2 separate regions of the Homo sapiens genome follow, and region 1 is linked to region 2. Evidence: chromatin loops called from intact Hi-C (ENCODE). Cell type or tissue: sigmoid colon. All regions are shown on one strand. Each heading gives the region's core, and the rest is flanking DNA. Links, peaks and the distances in the headings are about the cores only. Region 1 overlaps HDAC4 (histone deacetylase 4). Region 2 overlaps HDAC4 (histone deacetylase 4).

Region 1 (5,363 bases), core at 96-5,095, 200 kb before region 2:
CACAGCACTGAGCTCAGCATGGACGGGCCCCCAGGGTGCGGCAGCCACAGAAGAGGCTCCTGGTGGGGGCCCCAGAACCAACTGGGCCGGCAGCCTGGGGCTCTGCAGCAGGAAAGGCAATGTGCCTGAACCCGTGTTGGATGCCACCCTGTCTCAGTCAGCATACGTGGGACCGCTGTGAAGGGGAGAGTATCTGACCTGTCTGCAGAGGCTAGAGATGCGAGGGAAGGCCAGGTGGCCCTCCGGGGCACAGCTCTGCCCCGGCCCCTTCTCACCAGGCCTTGGCCCCTGGTGACACCTGGCAGGAGGGCTGCCCCGAGGCCCTGCCGGGACATGTCTGTGCTGCACACACCTGGTCTTCCAGGACTTAACAAAGGGAAGGCCAGGCTGGGTGAACAGACGCCTTCCGCAGGCAGGTCACTGGCCAGGGGCACCTGTGCTAATGTGGGTTCATCCAGGCTGATAAGGGCGGGGCGCACGGTGAAGAGCCTGGGCAAGCTGCCCAGACAGACCTGCTCTATTGCTTCAGTGTGCTGGCCCAGGATGCGGCCCTCCCCACTTGTGTTCCTATTACTGGGAACACAGGCAGCATCCCCAGCCAAGGGGAGCTGAGATTCAAGGTGGTCCAGTGTTTGCAGGGTCCAGCTACAGGATACACTTGGTGCATATTAGTTCCCATACTTCCTGGCTCAGCCTCTTGTGAGTCAGGCTAACAGGAGTCAGTCTCCTGCACTTGAGGAATTCTGGAGGTACTTGCACAACAGTGCTGTGGGATGGGACTTCTGGTAAAAAAAAAAAAAAAGCATCAGGGTAGGTGCAGGCTTACAGGAGTCAATGAAACTAGGACTCACAATCAGTACACTGTGTGTGGGCATGGCTGTGCTTGGGAGTTTGTAATGGCAACACAGACACATAGGCAATGACGGACACTGCCCCGTGAAATACGTAAGTGTGTGTGCAGAAACAACCAGTTGCTCACGGATACAAGGAATGGGGACTGCCCCTACAGTGGAATCATCATGATAAGGTCACGTGCGCTAATATTTACTAAGCACACGGCTGGAACTTACGAGGCAGACACCTGCTTTACTGCCTTTACAGACAGAAAAGCTGGAGCGTAGAGAGATGGAGAAGCGGCAAAGCCCACACAGCTGAGGGTGGCAGAGCCAGCCAGGAGACCACGTGGCTAAAGGAACGCACTGCGTCGCTGTGCACGGACACGGGAAGATGGCTGAGAGTGTGAGGTACTAACAGAAAGCATCAGACACAACAGAGTCCCGTCTCTGTGAAACAAATTATGTTTGTGTCTATCTGTCCATCTGGCTATGCACAGAAATAGATCTGGAAGGTTTAAAGCAAATACTAACAACCTGCCACCACTGGGGAGTGGCATTACGGGCAAACGGCATTTCCTGTGGGTTTCTATCATGTTTTTCTTTACAATGAACATGTACTGTTTTATAAATTTGTTTAAAAAGTAATCAAGACAAACTAAGAAAGGACACCAACGAAGCGGGACTCCCTGCAAGTCTCCTGGGACCAGCCAGGGTGGGCCAGCTTAGTGGGAGGATTCTCCTTGGTGGCGGTGACTGGGGTCTCCCTTGTCTGAGCTGCATTCTTTCAAGAACACACTTATTGCAGTCAGCTGCCCAGGACTTGTGGAGTGGGTCATCTGGCTGCTCCTGTGACCTTCCATGGTTTTCTTTCTGAGAAGCAGCATTTTACTTGCTGGATACCTACTCTGGAAATTTGTCTCTGAATATGAATAGCATCCTTCTAAGACCTGAGAGTGAGAACCTCGCAGACTGCAGAACACTAAGCCACGTGATGAGAATCATCTGAAGAATGAAGCCGTGCTGTATTTACAGAACATTTTTCTTAGTGCGTCATTAACAAGAAATATTAGATCATAACAACATGAAGAGCGCTCCTGCCTCTGTGCTTGTCTCAGAGGCAAGCCCTGCCAGAAGCCAGCCCTCCTTCCCTCCTCTCCCCTGCAGGGGTGGCTGGGTGGCGGGGCGGCCCAGGACAGCAGTCTCCTCCCCGGCTCTGGCTAGCTCCAGGCAGACAAGTCCAGGGCCCGGCCCCTCCTGCCTCCTCAGCCGTGGTGGACGCCTTACTTGCCTCCTTCTTGTGAGGGAAAACCAAGGACCCCTGCTGGCAGATCGCCTCCCCGGGGTGAGGATGGTATGAGGGATGGCACAGACAGAGGACGTGTGGCTCCCACAGCGTGTCCCAGGGGTCCCGGGCTCTGCTCTCGTGTAATCACAGCCCCCCGCCAGCCATTCACAGCCCTGTCACTGGAGCCTCAGCGTCAACGCTGTGGACGTGGGCGAAGTGTGAGGGAGTAAGCGGAGAAGCGTGGGCTCATGATTCCTGAGCCGGACCAGAAGCTGTAGGTTCTCATGGCCCCACGGGCATGGGCTGTGGACTGTTCTTGGAGGAGACCATGGGTCTCTGGGACAGGAAAGTGGGCAAGTGAGCCCGTGACAGGTCCCCAGCATGACAGAACTGAAGGTGTGGGGTGTAGGGCGGGGAGAGGGCCTCTGTGACAGACCTGTGTGGTCCCCACCATCCAGCGTGGCCCTCGTGCCTGCCCAGCCCCTCCTCAGCCTCTGCAGAGCTGGGCCGGGAAGAGCCCCCCGCGCTGTGCCCACTGTGGCCCGCGTTGCACCCTCAGGCTGCACAAAGGCCACGTGTTACCTGTCGTGAACCTCGGCTTGGTGGGGGGCTCCTGCACAGACACGGGGAAGGTGGCAGACGCGGGTGAGGACTGCGCCCGGGACAGAGGCCTGTGGCCGCCGAAGGACACGGGGATGCCGGCGGCCTCCATGGACGCCTGGTAGTTCCTCAGCTGGTGGATCCGCTGCTGCTCCAGCAGGAGGGCTTGCTGCGGGGAAGAAACGGCCGTGTTGGCGGTTGCGGATGTCTCCCGCCCCTGGGCTGCAGGGCTAGGGGTTGCCCTCTCTTGCAAGTCTCCCGTCCACGCACAGGCCATACATGGGCCACAAGGATGCCGGGAGGCCAGCTGCGTGGAGAGGCCTTCCCTGTGAGTGCCCTGAAGCCTGAGTGGGCCCAGAGCCAAGAACGAGGCCAGCACAGGCTCTGCCTCCCAGGACGGTCTCTCTAGGGAAGGCAGGCTGTCCACGTGGGATCCTGCCATGGGTTACGTTAACAGGATAACACAGGTTGAGTCAGGGGGTCCCAGGGAGGCCTGGCCCAGTATGGGGTATCAAGGAGGGCTTCTCTGAGGAGGTGCTGAGCCAGGAGCAGCCTGGAGCAGGTGCAGGGGAGTAGGGCCTGGCAGGTGTGGAGAGAAGCTCTTGCTGGGGCGGCAGCCTGGCCCTCGCTGGTTTCACTGGGGGATATGCGAAGGCCATGTAGATGTGGGGACCACAGCGTCCACTCTGCCATACCACACACATACGGTGAGTGGGCACGAAGCCCAACCCCCTTGTTGGGTTTGTGGGTCTTAGTTCTGACCAACAGCATTGAATCTGCATGCCAAACTTGGGCGAGAAAGCACCATCGGCTCTCAGACTTGAAAGTGCCAACTGGGCTTCATCTGCAGCCGCTCCCCTCCCTGGTCTCACATCCCACACACCCTCGTGCAGGCTAAAAGCAGTAACAGCCCATCAGCTTCTGGGCACCCAGGACCTTTGGGGCCTAGAGCAGGCCTGCTGGTGGGGATGTGCCTCTCTGATGAGATGGAGCTGGGCTGGGCTCTGTGTGTGGGGGGGGCACTCAGCCAGGGGCCTGGGACACCCTGAGGGATTCTGGGAACAGGCTGAGGTGCAAACCCCCATACGAGGCAGAGTGGAGTGGAGGGAGCAGGGCAGAGATGAGGTCACAGCTGCCAAGCCTCTCCCCAGACAGCAGCTGAGGGAGAGCACAGCAACCTGCCACCCAGGCCGAGGCACAAAGAAAGCCGGGCGCCTCCTTGCTGGGAGCTCTGCGCCAATCCTGTCTTAGTTTTGATGAACAAATCCTGTGAACATGGAAAACCAGGTACCTACATCCCAGCTCCTGTATGAAGGCAGAGCCCAGCCCTGTGCTGCCAGCACTGGGGGAAACCAGAGCTACCCGGCCAGGCTCCGATCTGTCCTGCCTTTAGGAATCAGGCTGGGCGTGGTGGCTCATGCCTGTAATCCCAGCACTTGGGGAGGCTGAGGCGGGTGGATCACCTGAGGTAAGGAGTTCGAGACCAGCCTGGCCAAAATGGTGAAACCCCATCTCTCCAAAAAAACAAACAAACAAAACAAACAAACAAACAAAAAATTAGCCAGGCGTGATGGTGGGTGCCTGTAATCCCAGCTACTTGGGAGGCTGAGGCAGAATAATTGCTTGAGCCCAGGAGGCGGAGGCTGTAGTGAGCTGAGATGGCACCACTGCACTCTAGCCTGGGCAACAGAGTGAGACTCTGTCTCACACACACACACACAAAAGGAATCAGAGCCAGGAGGGAGCAGAGAAGAAGGAAGCCCTGAGACAGTGGGAGGAGCTGCAGCAGGAGCTGGAGCAGGAGCCAGCACCCACAGGCCCCCAGTCTGCTGCTGACCAAATTCAGCTGGGATTGCCGTGGGCCCCACGCGGTTAAGTGGTTAATAAGCAATCCTCCCCGACGCGGGCTGGAGGTGCCCCGCCTTATGTTTACCTCGGCAAATTGCTCCGTGTACTACGACGTTTCCCTGATAAGGGGTTCTGCCTATTACTCTCCAGAGAGAACAGAAAATAAGTGTTTCTAATAATCATCTCATGCTTGGAATATAACAAGCCTCTTTTTCTCAAAGTAAAGGCTGATCTATGAGAAACTAGCCCTAAAAATTATTAATGTAAATAGTTTCCCATTTCTTATCAGCCTAATAATAGCACACTGAATTTCAGATCTTCATCAACTTACAAGGCCCGACCACAGGAAGAGGCCCCCACCCTGGGCCTGTCGGACAGGACCTGTGGACGAGTGTTCACCATGAAGCACCGTGTGTGTGCCAGAGAGGCCCGGGGCTTTCTCTCTCTGTCTTTGCCAAGCGTTAGTTCTGCTGGGCTTTGTAGTGTTTAGTGCCCGGGGTGCTAATTAAGAAGGCCCAGAAATTAGAGACAGGCCCCCCTCTGAACAAGAAGGAGAAATAGCACCCAATGCCAGCCACTGGGGGAAGCTCGGTGGAGAAGGGCTCCTGACCCAGAAGCCTCTGGAGACCACTGAGCACTGATCCCGTGTGTGGCAGGCTTGGGTCTAGGTGCTCCAGGTACAAGGCCCCACACTGATTCATTCAGTGGCAAGCATTTAAGAACTGTAGCTGAGAATTAAGGGGAACAGTTTACTGCAGGGCGTCCTGCTCCTGGCTTCCAAGGTGCTGCTGGGG
Region 2 (5,363 bases), core at 269-5,268:
GGTGAATGCTAAGGGGCGAAGGCAGGACCCCACCCCAGCCAACAACCGGGAGACCCTGGCCTGGTTTCCCACACACCCCCGAGGAGCCAGACAGGATCGAGAGAACCTTCTGGAAGGAGCTGCAGGGATGCATGGGGGCGTTCAGGAATGTCCAAGGAGGGCCTGAGCCTCCCGTGTGCACCTCCCCAAGGGCGCCTGCACCCTGGGCCCAGGGTAACCCAGAAGCAGCAGGAGCCGCAGGACCATAGGGGCCACCGGCAGGGTGGGTGATGCCATCCTTCCCACTCTCGCCCTCCGGCCTTCATTCAGCACTCTGGTGAGCCCAGAGGCCCGAGTCGTCCGGATGGCCCATCTCAGGCCACACCCTCCAGCTCTGTGCCTGCCGTCCATCCTGGGTGCCCACGAGGGGTCTGGAAACCCTGACAGGGAGGGAGAAGAGAGCCCTGGGCACAAAGCCCAGGGCCTGGGGCAGGCTCCGTGCCCCAATGGTCATCCTCAGATGAGTGGGGGCTGTGCTCAGGACCCTCAGGGGACCATGGGCTACTTTCAGAAACAAGAGGGTGTTCTGTTTAGAAGCAGAGAGCCGAGGAGCCGGAGGCCCCAACACAAGAGCGGCTCTCCGTGATGCCCAGAGGCGGCCACTGGGCCCCAGGAGAGAGGGGCTTGAAGGATGGGTACCCCAAGCTGTCAAAAGACCAAGTGGCTACAAAAGGGAACCCCCCTCCCACCACTAATCAGGGACCTGCCAGAGATACGAGGGCCCAGTGGTCACTAAGGCCCATCTCTGCAGCTCCGTCCTCTCACCTAGATAAAGTGAGTGTCTGCTTCCTGGACCTCGCAGACTCACCAGGGACCCTAAACTTGGTTTTCCAAATAGCCAAACGACAACTCCTGCTCAAGAAAACGCATGCAAGAGAAGCCCTCCTCACTCAGATGACGTTCTCATGACCGCACTTGGTCTAAGCAAATGCTGCTGGGATGATTTTCTTCAAGTTCTCTTTTAGAACAAGCAAAATGGAATGAGGATGTCGGAGTGTTTCGTGCTTTCTTTCCAGAGGGTTTCCCAGCCTGAAACGCCACCCCACAGCCACTGTGGATTTGGGGACTGTCACACACGTCTCCACGCACCCCGAGCCACATCACGTTTTGCCACTATCTCAGAATTCCTGATCTCCACCTGAAAACGGAACACAAGGCCCGGCAGCAACAGCCAGCAAAGTGTCCCCATCCCCCCCAAAGTGAGCGGCCACACAGCAATGAGTGGCCACACAGCAACGAGCTGCGAGGAGCCAAGGATGGCCCATCCCACCCCCAACGGTGAGAGCCGGGCCCATCACAAGCCCTCTCTGGGCCTTGTCACTCACCCTTCCTACACCCCATCACTCACCCTCCCTGGGCCCCAGCTTCCTCATCTGTGAGATGGGGGTGGTCAGCGTGCAGGAAGCCCTCCTTGACGATGAGCTATCAGCTTAGGGACAAGAGAGCTAGAGACCCGGGGGGGAGTCCACTGCCTTGGGGACACGAGGGAGCCAGGGTCACTTTCTTCCTCATCAAGCTGGCCCCCTGGTGACACGGGACAAGAGGATAACCTGCTTGGTACTCAGCAACAGGCTTTCCTAATAAGAATTCCACACTTCCATGAGGCTGTAATCAACTTGGGAGTGAGGAGTTCCTTAGCTTCCTGTTTTCAGAGAGTCTTCTTAGCAAAGTGAGGAATCTGCAGATCTCTCTGAAAGATCAGCTACCAAAGGAAAATAACAATAATGAAGATATCGTTGGTGGAATACATAACCTCCATCCACAGCCAGATACTGCTTCCGGAACCACACTTCGTATCCAGGTGAGCTCGTTTTTTGTATTTCAAAAGCACAAAGATCTATGTTCATGGTGTAGTCCAGGCAGAGTGTGGTTAACAGGCCTCCGGGTGTCCCCCCCTTCCAGCCCAGTGCAGGGGTTCAGCCGCTGCAGAAACTCCGAATCTGCTAACGTGAAGTGCCAAGACTGCTGTCCGCCAGCGCCCTCACTCCCCCAGGGCCTGTACCTGTAGCAGGAGGCTCACGTTCCGAGTCCTCATTGCTCCCAGACCCAAGGGCAAGGCTGTCACAGGCGAAAGACGGGTTCCCCTTCCTCTACACCCAAGCCCTCGGAAGCACGCTGCAGGCCCCTGGAGGTGCCACAGTGCTCCCAGCTCCCCCAGAGGCTGAGTTCAAACATTCTAAACGGATTCTTGATAACAAGCCGCCGGCTCGCTGGAAGACACTGAGCAGTTACATAACAGCACAGAAAATCCCTTACAAGTTTCTTAAAAAAGAGTTAATCGTACTGACTTGGTGCTTTACCTTCAGCCCAGACTTTCGCTTAATCCCGGAAACTGCTCCAAAGGCGTTTTTCTCAGGGCGTTCGGCGCCGTAACTCAGGAGAAACCCAAGTCCTGCTCTCCCGGCGGCCTCGCTGGGGAAGAATTCAGCCGCTCCACCCTGACATCTGGTTTCTATTTCATATCCATGTTGTCACATTACATAACAAGCAGATGATACGAGAGATCACCACAGTGTTTCGGCTCGAGAGTCACAAAGAACGCCCAGAACACTGTTTATATTGGGGGCCATGAACGTTCACCAAACCAGACTTAGTGCAGAGGCTGCACCCTTCCAGGCTGAAACCCAGCACCTACAGCAAATGCCCAAGGAAGCAAGAAGCGGGACCCCGCCTTCTCAGCCACCTCTCACTAACACTCAGCTCCACTCCTGCTTCCTTCCTCTCACTCCACATCCGAGTTAGAGGGAAATACGATTTATCTCTGGCCTGCATTTACTTCTCCTGCACCTGGCGGGAGGCTCTGGCCTTGCAGGCGTGCAGGAGCCCCTGCCAGTGAGGGCCAGCGAGGGGCCCAGGGAGAAGATGGAGGTCAAGTCATAGGGCCTCCACCGCAGGCAGAGCTCCGCCAGCAAGTATCCTGGGAGCTGGGGGGCCTCAAGGGAGGCAATCCCCCCACACACCATCCCCTTCCCCTTCGCTCATCTGGGGAAGCTGTGAGGACTGGTGTTGATAAAACATTCCAACCACACACTCAGACCATGGATGTGGCCGTGCCAGCAGGGAGGCCAGCAGCCCCTAGCAGAAGGGTGTTCTGGAAGCTGCCCCCTCCCATGCTGCTGCCTGGTCCCATGGGGCATGAAGGGAGGGTGGCCAGGGTGGCCCGAGCCAGCATCAGGCACAAGGCCCAAGGAGTTTCTCCAGAGCAGCCTGTCCTCTTCGGTCCAGAAAAAGTCAGATTCCACAGCAGGGTTAGCCGTCCAGTTAGGGAACCCACTAAGGGGCTCTGTGCGTAGAGGTGCTCAGAATCAAACCACTAAACCCCAGGACCCCCTGCTGGGGGAATGGTCCGTGGCAGTCATTCAGCCTTGGAGTGAACCGTTCTGCCCAAGTGCAAGTGAGAACACAATACTTCTTATTATATACAGAATTGCCAAAGCCAACGTGATTAGTAGAAAAACCGACATGTCAGTGACTTGGGGGTCTGGTTTGCCCCAGATGTGGGTGGAAACCCCAGGCGTCCCTCAAGCCTGGTCCAGAGCTCCACAGACAGCAGATACACAAACTCTGAGTGACAGCATTGGTGTTTAGCAGATTCTGGATTTTGCTCCCCCCCGAACCAAGTATAGAGAATGTTTCACAGAGTAGCTTCAACAGAAAATGGCCACAGTGTGTCTGTGAGAGAGTGTGATGTTCCCGGGGGGATGGCTGGGGCCAAGGGAAGGCCCCTCCCATGAGCCCTGCCTCCATGAGACTGCGTAGGGCAGGACTGCCAGGCAGAAAGAACACAGCACAGGCACAAGGGCAGACCCAGGCTGGCAGGGCTAAATGGCTTCAGGAGCTCCCCCCTCTGCCCCCCAGGGAGTAAAGGCAATGATGCAAATATGATAAGCAAACAGAGGTCCCAAAACACAGAAAGGGCCAGGACCCTGATGCCAACCAAGCAGACCCAAAACTGGGTCTGGGAGCACAGGGCAGGGTCGCTGAGTGCAGAGGGGCCTCACTCAATGTCCAACACTTCCCTCCAAAACAGACATGCTGGTGAGAGGCTTCAACCCTTCCACTGGCCTGACACCTGGATCTCTGCTGCCCTGTGCCAGGTTAGCCACGTCCAACACCACCACGGCCACCGGCCATTTAAGAAAACGAACCCTGACGTTAACCTGCTTGAGCCCTAATACTAAGCAAGAGCAGCGCCACAATTCCAAAACTGCAGAGAGCGCCTTTTAAACATTCTGCTGAGATCTGCGCGGTCGCGGTCTGACAGGCAGGCCTTCTTGGCTACCTGTGGTTTCATTCCAGCATTAACAGGCACCTAAAAGGCCTGTGAGCTTTTGTGGGGTCAAGCAGCATCAGCTCCACTTTACAACCCCGCAGAGTGAGGTGTTAGCTCTGCAGCTCCAGGGCAGAGCCTTGCAGCCTTAGGGCCAGGGGGACGGCCTGGCCCCTTCCGAGCTCTCAGCAGCCTGAACTCCACGTGTCCCCTGCTGTGTCACTGGCATGCTGGTCTTGCATGGCACTGAGATGTGTGGCACAAGCAGGCACCAAGCCCGGAGACACCCGACGCTCACCGTTAGACTGGGTAGCATTTGTCAAGCGCCGAGCAAACAGTGGATGAAGTGTCCTCAGCCGGCGTCAGCTGTTCTGATCCGCAGAACACATAACTCCTGGCACTCCTTTCCAAGCATCCGGGAAATGTAGAATCCAAGTGTTACACCATCCAGTTGAAGATGACAGATTTACGATATAAAACGGCACCCGCGACTGAGGACTTTGTAGGAATGGAGGCCGCTGTCATTATTTCATGGGTGAGGGGGAGAGGGACACTGTGACCCATGACAGGAAAGGACAGCTCAGCCCCTCCAAAACCACACACAGGGGACTCCGTTTCTCACAAAACTTCAAGTTTCTGTTCTACGCAAACATTACAACACATTTTAAACTACATTCTGACACGAAGCTCCCGTGCTTTTTAATGGCAGGTGTTACAATGATCATGGAACAGTGATGGGGCGGTGCTTCCTCACGGTGACATGGCAGGGAGAAGTCTGGACCGGAGCCAGCAGGGTCCTTGACCTAAGAGGCCTTGGGCAGCCCACGGGGCAGCTCTGAGCAATCTCCTGTGAAAGGAAGAGCTCAGAACGGGTTCCTCTAAAGGTTCCTTCCAGAGCAGGGGTTCTGTGGTTCCCTGGGGCCCTAGACTAACATGAGGAAGGGGAAACAGAGAAGAATGCCCACTAAAAGCCTTACCCAAAAATTGAAAGCCAAGAAAAATCACACCAGATCATCTCAGTTTAGACTTGAGGAACCTCGGCGCTGACATCACT

Evidence for each region. A loop is a pair of places that touch in the nucleus more often than their neighbours do. Peaks named below come from ENCODE experiments on the same cell type or tissue, not always from the same donor. Only the 100,000 strongest peaks of a DNase experiment are listed, where the experiment ranks them.
Region 1: it touches region 2 in a loop (2.9-fold over the local background); 2 of 110 quality-filtered maps call a loop at or near these places.

Annotation. Positions count from the first base shown.
Region 1 is chr2:239,108,823-239,114,185 of GRCh38, forward strand. HDAC4 (histone deacetylase 4) reads right to left here. Exons shown (of 27, transcript NM_001378414.1): 14 at 2,704-2,890. Among named protein-coding and RNA genes, the nearest start is that of MIR4441, 26 kb to the left of the region's middle. In sigmoid colon, for the core only: no CTCF peak of the experiment used is centred there; DNase peaks (open chromatin) are centred at 2,019, 3,049, 3,783, 4,551 and 2 weaker places.
Region 2 is chr2:239,306,748-239,312,110 of GRCh38, forward strand. All of the region lies in intron 2 of HDAC4 (histone deacetylase 4), which reads right to left. Among named protein-coding and RNA genes, the nearest start is that of MIR4269, 4.0 kb to the left of the region's middle. RefSeq lists enhancers at 818-1,464, 4,159-4,659. In sigmoid colon, for the core only: no CTCF peak of the experiment used is centred there; DNase peaks (open chromatin) are centred at 2,114, 2,564, 3,784, 4,674 and 5 weaker places; H3K4me3 peaks cover 4,318 bases; H3K27ac peaks cover 2,599 bases.